Linked DNA regions of Homo sapiens: regions 2 and 3 are each linked to region 1. A link is a contact called in ENCODE Hi-C or POLR2A ChIA-PET data. All regions are on one chromosome and are shown on one strand. The core of a region is the stretch at or near the end of the contact, and the rest is flanking DNA. Distances in the headings are between cores, read along the strand shown.

Region 1 (2,635 bases), core at 49-2,548:
CGGCCTCCCAAAGTGCTGGGATTAGAGGCATGAGCCACCACGTCTGACCCCCAACTCCCATTTTTTGAGGCTTGTTTTAACTGTCACTTTGTGTATCTTCTTTGTGGATTGCACAGACCAAAGTACGCCACTATTAACTGGTGTCCACCAAAGTGGATCCCCAATCCCCAGGTCCCAATTGGGTGCATTGGGTGCATCCTCTTTTTTTTTTTTTTTTTTTTTTTTTGAGACGGAGTCTCGCTCTGTCGCCCAGGCTGGAGTGCAGTGGTGAGATCTCGGCTCACTGCAAGCTCCGCCTCGCGGGTTCACGCCATTCTCCTGCCTCAGCCTCCCGAGTAGCTGTGAGTACAGACGCCTGCCACCATGCCCGGCTAATTTTTTGTATTTTTAGTAGAGACGGGGTATCACCGTGTTAGCCAGGATGGTCTCGATCTCCTGACCTTGTGATCCGCCCGCTTCGGCCTCCCAAAGTGCTGGGATTACAGGCATGAGCCACCGCGCCCGGCCCAGGTGCATCCTCTTAAACAGCTCCTACCTAGGGTACGTGGTGATGGTGGCGGGGGGGTGCTTCAGGCACCAAAACAGGCCAGATCGTGGGGGCCTCCAATACCCAACATTGAATTGGGATTTTATCACGTAAGCTCTGGGGAGACAGAGAAGGTTGGAATTTTTTTTGTTTTGCTTGAGACAGGGTCTCTCTCTGTCGCCCAGGCTGGAATGCAGTGGCTTGATCACAGCTCACTGCAGCCTCGACCTCTTGGGTTCAAGCGATCCTCCCGCCTCTGCCTCCCAAGTAGCTGAGAGGCGCGCGCCACCACCCTCGGCTAATTTATTTTATTTTATTTTTTTTTTTTTTATAGAGACGAGGTTTTGCCATGTTGCCAGGCTGGTCTCCAACTTCTGGGATCAAGCAATCCTTCCGCTTGAGCCTCCAAAGTGCTGTGATTGCAGGCGTGAGCCACCGCGCCTAGTTTAGGTTGAGCAGCGAAAGGGATAGGGCCCAGTGCTTTCTCTGCGAGGTTCAGTTGGCCTGTCCCTGTCCTATCACCGTTTGTCACCGTTTGGGGAGCGCCACGGAATGCCCTGTCTCCAATCGAGAGGTGCACTCGTCGCCCTGGCAACGGAGTCCGGAAGAACCACAGAGACGCGGCTCCAGCGTACAGAGCGGCCGCCCTGGGCCAGCAAGGCACCGAGCGCTAGAGAGGCACGTCTAGTCGATTGTCACGTGGCAGGCCAGGGGAAGGCGGGACTTCCGGCGGCGAGGTAAATTTTTTTTTTTTTTTTTTTTTTTTTTTTAATTTTCTTCCGGTGGCTGGTCTCCGGCGGCCCCGTCCCCGACTGGGCCCCGTGCCCCCCCGCCCCCGCGGCCCCCCGCCGCCGGGCCAGCCGCCACCATGAAGAAATTCTTTCAGGAGTTCAAGGCCGACATCAAGTTCAAGAGCGCGGGACCCGGTCAGAAGCTCAAAGAGTCCGTGGGGTGCGTGAGGAACGCAGGGGCTTGAGGCCCTGCGGGGCGGGGACGGCCGGGGAGAGAGATCTGGGGCCTTGGGCGGCTCGGGAGATCGGAGAGGATGAGGGGCTGGGAGCGGCACGCGAGGGTCAGGGGAGGGGGAGAGGCGCCGGGGGCGGACGAAGTCGGGCCGAGGGTGGGCGTCAGGGGGAGGGGAGAGAGATCTGGGGGCGGGGCAGGAGGGGGCGGGTATGACCCGGGGGCGCGGCGGGGGAGGCGAGGGGAGGGGAACTAGCGCAGGGGGCGGGGCGGGAGGGGAGGTCTCGGGGGCGGGGCCGCAGGAGGGTCCGATGCAGTGGCGGGGGATTAGGGCGACGGGGCTGTAGGCAGTTGGGGGTCAGTGGAACGACCTTTGGGGAAAAACGGGATCATGAGTCCTGAGCCGGGTGGTGAGGGAGAGCTCTGTCTGGGGACCCGGCTGGCCGAAGAGGCCGGGATGATTTGGGGCAATCTAGGTGACCATGGATGGGAGCTGAGCTTGGAGGAGGACGCACAGCTGTGGGGTGGGGTGGTGAAGAGTTGTTTTGAGGTATCCATGGGAAGAGGGGTTCTGGATTTGGTATCTGGAGCACGTGGGAGGCTGATGGGAGACTAGAAAGAGTCTGGAAGGCCAGGGAGGCCGGGGTGGGCAGCGTCGTCAGTGACCTGGGATGTCCTGGCGAATTGAGAGGGAGGGGCTGAGGAAGGTGTGTGAGGAGAGTGGAGGTGAGGGATTCTGACAGATGGACTCTTACCCGGGAGGGGCCTGAGAGGAGAAGACGGGTGAGACAGACGCGTCTTAGCAGGCTGGGAGAAAGAGCTTCTCTGCGAGGCTTCTCTGCCACGTCACTGTGCCAAGTGGATTATGGAAGTGGGAGAGGAGGGGAAAGGAGATAGATGCCGGGCAGGCTTCCGGATTGTCTAGGGAGGACTTGGAGAGAAGGGCCTGAGCAGGGCTGAGCCAGCTGGGAGGGCCGGGGAAGAAGTGGAGCTAGGGAAGGTGCAAGGCTGAGGGCTGTTGGGTTGAGAAAAGGGAAACTGGAGAGCTGGGGCCGCTGCAGGGAGCTGGCTGGCCAGAGGGTGGTGGGGACTGATGGAGAGGGACTGAGGAAGTCAGCCAGGCAGCCAGGACACGGGTCTGTAAGC
Region 2 (2,635 bases), core at 50-2,549, 1.3 Mb after region 1:
TCAGGGCCACGACGGGAGGGGGCGAGGCTGTTGAGTGGGAGACTTGCAGAATGCAAGGGCAAGGGGGTGCGAATTTGGAAAGGGAAGAGGAAATCCTGGAAAGATGGAACAAGTGGGGTTCTGGGAAGTGGGTGTGAGGAGGCTGAGCTGAGGGCGTGGGTATGCATCAAAGGCGGGACAGAAAGGGGGTCAAAGGGAACCCCAGGCGAGTGGACTGAACTGGGGACGTGGGAGGAGACCAGGGAAGCTGGGCTAGCAGATTCTGAAACATGACTCACGAACTGGGACCAGAGAGCGTCAGGGGTCTGGGGACAAATGTGCCCTTGACGTGGGGGCCGGTGACTAGAGCGAGAAAATTCAGGGGAGTTGAATTTGGGCACTGGACAAAATGCACTTGGCACCCAGGGCCGTGGGAGGGGGTGGGGAATGCTGGACCACCGCGTCGGGTGGCTCAGCCTGGCAGAAATCAGTGCAGGGACCTTTAACTCCAAACGCAGTCAGCTAAAGGCGAGAGGCCTGGGAACACGGACGTGACCCAGTGAATCCAGAGACCAACCAGATGGTCTCCAGAACAGGACCCTGGGAGCTGGAGGTCAGGACGGGAGCGTCTGCTCAAGTGAGCCCGGACCAGGAAGCCTAAGGGGCGGAGGGGGCCCAGGAGGGAGAAACTCGGCAAGGCAGGCAGACGCCGGCCCAGCTGGGGACAGGAGAGAGGGGACTTAGGGCTCCAGGGACGCGGGACGCTTGGCCCGGCCATGGGTTCCGGGGCAGGGAGACCTAGGCAGGGGCCGGGGGCTGTGGGAGCGAGCGCGGGGGGTCCCTGGGCGCTAGGCAAGGAGAGCAGGGATTCCAGGGCGCCCGGGGGTCCAGGGCGGCAGGGCTCTGCCTCGCCTGGGGCCTGAGCATGGGTCGGGCAGCCCAGGCCGGAGCTAGGGATCGGCCTGGGGATCGCCGGGCCGGAGTGGCGTGGCCGGGGAGCCCGGGGAGCCCCGAGGGTGGGCCGGGGACACGCACCGTAGGGCTGGCCCTGCAGGTCGTACTGCTGCATGCGGTACACGGTGAACTCGTGCGCGGCGTCGGCGGCAGGCAGCGGCGGCGCCACCAGCAGCAGCACAGCGGGCAGGAAGACGATGAAGCCGAGCGGCAGACAAGACGCCTTCAGCATGTTCTCCAGCACCTCGCCCGCTTCCTCCAGCATCCTGGCCGGCGGCGGGGCCGCGCGGGGCGGCAGCTGGGACGGGACGGCGGCGGCGGCGGCTCCCGCGGACTCACCTCGGCATGGGTAGCCGCCGGGGTCCTGCGGGCGCCGCGCGGGGCAGCCCGCACTCGCCCTGAGGTCCTGTGGGCACCGCGGCGAACCGCCCCGCCAGCCGCGCTGCCTGTCGGGAATTGTAGTCCGTCCGTCCGGCGCTCGCGGAGCCCTGTGGGAGTTGTAGGCCCACTCTGGAACTCCCGGAAGGTGCGGCAGGCTGTTCGGCTAATACCGTTGAGGTTTCACATAAACTCCAAGTCATAAAATGCAATAAAATGCTTTAAAAAACTATTTCGCGATATCACTTTCTTAACCTTGTCTTTGGCGTTGGGGGAGCTAGGGTGAGGGGCGAAAGGTGGGGACAGGACGTGACCTTGCGACCTGGAAGGAAGTTGGGGATAAAGAGAAAAGGAAGTGCCTGCCTGGCGCGCTAGGTCTTCTGGGAGTTGTAGTCCCGTCAAACACACAAAGGGTCACGGGAACTGTAGTCGTCCTGGCAGAAATTGCTGAGAAAAACAAAAATCACTTAAAACTCCCGAGGATGTAGATGTCAAACTCCACGAAGGCAAAAACTTTTGTCTGTTTTGTGCATATGATGTATCCCCGGCATCTAGCACAAGACCTGGCGCACGGCGGGTGGCCTATACCATTTTTGAATGAATGAATGAAAAATAGAAAGTCATGATAGTCAGTTCCTAAGGGAGGCCGCAGTGGGTTGTGGGACTTGTAGTCTGGAACCTGCGGTTTGTGCAGGGGTCGGTGGCAGGTATTTATATTTATCTTTATTCATATTTGGGGCATACTTATACTAAAAAAGTATTTGTTGTTCATCAGAAATTTAAAGTTAAAACCCAGTGTCTCAGGGCTGGAGGTACCTAAGGAACGTCCCTTTGTACAGATGGGGAGACTGAGCCCCAGGGTGCAGCAGACAGTAGCCCTGGCTCTCAGCACGTTATCATCCCAGGCTCCGTACAGCTGCCTAAGGAGTCAGGGCTTCCTTTCTGTCCCAAGTGAGAAGTGGCATTGGTGCCGATTAAGAGCCTGGGCTCAAATCCCAACTCCTCCATTTCCCAGCTGTGTGGCTTTGGGCAAGTCGCTTCACCTCTCAGAGTCTCAGTTTCCTCAGATATAATGATAAAGAATCAAGCACTCTCCCTGCCAGCAGCATGTGAGAATTCTGTTTGTTTGTTTGTTTGTTTGTTTGTTTTTGAGATGTAGTCTCTGTCACCTAGGCTGGAGTGCAGTGGCTTGATCTCAGCTCACCGCAACCTCCACCTCCTGGGTTCAAGCAATTCCTGTGTCTCAGCCTCCTGAGTAGCTGTAAATTACAGGCGTGAGCTACCGCGCCCGGCTAGAAAGGGAGTTTCTGAGTGTGCTGCTGGG
Region 3 (2,635 bases), core at 78-2,577, 1.2 Mb before region 1:
ATGTATGGATGCATAGATAGAAGGATGGATGGGTGGATGGCCAGATGAATAGATGGATGGGTGGATGGATGGATGATGGACGGAGAGATGTATGGGTGGATAGATGGATGAGTGGATGGATGTATGAATGGATAAATGGGAACACATAAATGGATGGATGGATGGATGGATGGATGGACGGACGGATGCATGGATGGATGGATGGATGGATGGATGGATGGACGGATAGATGAGTGGGTGGCCAGATAAATAGATGGATGGGTGGACAGATGGATGAGTGGAAGGATGGGGGGAGCAGATGGATGAATGGATGGGCGGACAGATGGATGAACGGAAGTGTGGATGGATAGATGGAAGGATAGATGGGTGGATGGCCAGATGGATAGACGGGTGGGGGACAGATGGATGGATGGGCAGATGAACGGTTGAAGCAGCCCGGCCGAAATGCGGGAGAAATGGGGGGAAGCCCTGCAGAACGCATCGGCCCCTTCTTGACCTCGGCGGGCCTTAGCTTCCCCTCTGAACAAAGCGGGCGTGTGACCCTCTGCGCACCCCTAAACCGTGCACTCACCCGCTCAGGCCTCAGTTTCCCCCACTGTCCAGCGGGGGTGGGGTCCCGGGCTGGGAGCCACGCGAACGCCCCCACGGTCCTCTCTTCTCGGCCGCCTCCTGCCGGGTCCCCGACCGCACCCCCTCCCGTAGGGCACGGGTCACGTGACTCGAAGCCCACCTCCTCCCGGGGAGGGGCCGGGCCTCGGGGACCCAGCGCCGGAGCGTCGCCGGGCAACAGTGCCCGCCTGGTCTTCGCCTCCCAGCAGGGGCCCGGCCCCGCCCACTGGGCGGACGCCCCGCCTCCGAATCGATCACGTGAGGGGGCCGCAGCGCTCGAACAATCCCGCCCTCTCGTTGCCGTGACAACCGCCTTGTAGGCACACTCTTCTTAAATCCGGGCCCTTGGTCCCCCGCGCGGGCGCGGGTGGATCTCTCGGGCTCTGACTTGTTTTCGGGTCACCTTCAGGCTTCAGCCAGGCACCTGACGCCTCTTTCCCCTCACGGTGCCAGGGCCGGGCCGAACTACATTTCCCAGGAGGCTCCGCGGCCAGGTGCAAACAGCGCCGTGCTGACTACATTTCCCAGACAGCCTTGCGGCGGCCCGGGCCTTAAAGCGTCCATTTCCCAGCGGCCCTCCGCTGCGAGACCGCAGCCCTTCTCTGGAGTCTCAGAGCCGCAAGACACCACGACTCCCAGAGGACCTTGCGTCGGGCAAGAAAGACTACACCTTCCAGAGGCCTCTGCGGCGCCGCGACAGGAAGCGGCGGGCGAGCCGAGTGTCCTTGCGCGTGGATCCGAGCGACCATGGTGGCCCGGGTGTGGTCGCTGATGAGGTGCGTGGGGGCGCCGGAGGGGACCCGAGTCCCCGAAAAAGTCCATTTTTGTGGGCATCCCTGTCTCCAGTCTGGTCCCGATCTGCTCTTCGCTTCCCTTAGAGTCACTTCCCCTTCGTTCCCCGCCTATGGGCCAGATAGGGAAACTGAGGCTTCAGAGGGGCGGGGCTTCCCGAGGTCGCCAATCCCCTCCCTCCTGCTTCCCAGCGAGCCCTTGGCGTTCAGTTCGCGGTGTCAGCCTCCGCCTCCGAGCCTCAGTTGTCTTCTCTGTGAGGTGGGAATGCCGGTGAATCCTGCCGCTGGCGTGGATGAGAAGTGAATGCGTGCTCGGAGCTGCGAGTGACAGCGGGCAGGAGGCGCCCAGGGACACTTGGTTTCTCCAGGGCTGGAAGGCTTCTAGAAGGTCAAGATCTTACGTCTTCACTGCCCCTGCTCACTGTGGGACTTTGAGTGACCCACTCTCCCCCTCTGGGTTTCAGTTCATCAGTTCAAGTGGCGTCCAGCCGCCCTGCCTTGCACGTTGTAAAACGAGTGCTGTATATAATAGGGGTCTGGGTCGACGGTGCTGCACTACAGAGTGTCACCCTGTGGACGGTGAGCCCTCAGGAGGGTCTCACTCTCCCCGTGGGCCTTGGCCCCTGAGGGTGGCTGTCAGTGTCCGCTGAGCTTCTGCTCCTCCCGTCCCTGCCCGCAGGTTCCTCATCAAGGGAAGTGTGGCTGGGGGCGCCGTCTACCTGGTGTACGACCAGGAGCTGCTGGGGCCCAGCGACAAGAGCCAGGCAGCCCTACAGAAGGCTGGGGAGGTGGTCCCCCCCGCCATGTACCAGTTCAGCCAGTACGTGTGTCAGCAGACAGGCCTGCAGATACCCCAGGTACTACGGGCCGGGAACGAGGCCAGGGTTTGGCGGGTGGTCAGCTCTGGGAGGTCCCTCCAGCCCTGCACGATGTTGTCCTCCATATTGATGCTGACCTGATTCTCCGGCCTGTCCTCCTCCCTCCGCCTCTGGGGATGGGCTGCTGAGCCTTTTCACCAGTTCTTTCTGCCCATCTCTTTTTCCCAGCTCCCAGCCCCTCCAAAGATTTACTTTCCCATCCGTGACTCCTGGAATGCAGGTAAGGCACCCAGTTTCTTTGCTTGGAGGGAGACACCCCAGTCTAGCCCCTCTCCCCACTTCCTGGCCATTCCTTTCTGTCCATCCTCCTTCCTGCCCGACACGTGTCTCTTAGGGATCTAAAAGGGAAAGGAGGCC

What was found. Hi-C counts contacts between places; a loop is a spot of excess contacts on that map. ChIA-PET counts read pairs that join two places held with the same protein, here RNA polymerase II (POLR2A). Pooled maps may share reads with other maps.
Region 2: a map with no recorded cell type shows a loop between it and region 1 (14-fold over the local background). The contact joins the promoter of NCLN here to the promoter of UBXN6 in region 1. A Hi-C loop is called at or near these places in 1 of 37 single-sample maps with no recorded cell type and 2 of 50 pooled maps. POLR2A ChIA-PET finds 5 or more read pairs at or near these places in 1 of 52 experiments (activated B cell).
Region 3: a loop to region 1 is called in a map with no recorded cell type, with 11 times the contacts of the local background. The contact joins the promoter of MICOS13 here to the promoter of UBXN6 in region 1. A Hi-C loop is called at or near these places in 2 of 37 single-sample maps with no recorded cell type and 8 of 50 pooled maps. POLR2A ChIA-PET finds 5 or more read pairs at or near these places in 1 of 52 experiments (Panc1).

Annotation. Positions count from the first base shown.
Region 1 is chr19:4,456,457-4,459,091 of GRCh38, reverse strand. It overlaps UBXN6 (UBX domain protein 6), which reads left to right and starts at 1,298. Exons shown (of 11, transcript NM_025241.3): 1 at 1,298-1,477. The coding sequence starts at 1,395. RefSeq lists an enhancer at 1,037-1,236 and silencers at 1,347-1,396, 1,427-1,496.
Region 2 is chr19:3,184,594-3,187,228 of GRCh38, reverse strand. It overlaps NCLN (nicalin), which reads right to left and starts at 1,299. Exons shown (of 15, transcript NM_020170.4): 1 at 1,015-1,299. The coding sequence starts at 1,198. RefSeq lists a silencer at 813-1,382 and enhancers at 1,893-2,032, 1,339-2,221.
Region 3 is chr19:5,679,208-5,681,842 of GRCh38, reverse strand. It overlaps MICOS13 (mitochondrial contact site and cristae organizing system subunit 13), which reads left to right and starts at 1,327. Exons shown (of 4, transcript NM_205767.3): 1 at 1,327-1,385; 2 at 2,080-2,257; 3 at 2,447-2,498. The coding sequence starts at 1,357. HSD11B1L (hydroxysteroid 11-beta dehydrogenase 1 like) reads right to left here and starts at 816. Exons shown (of 8, transcript NM_198706.3): 1 at 572-816. RefSeq lists a silencer at 639-848 and enhancers at 899-1,368, 1,379-1,478, 1,499-1,578, 1,609-1,718, 2,099-2,238.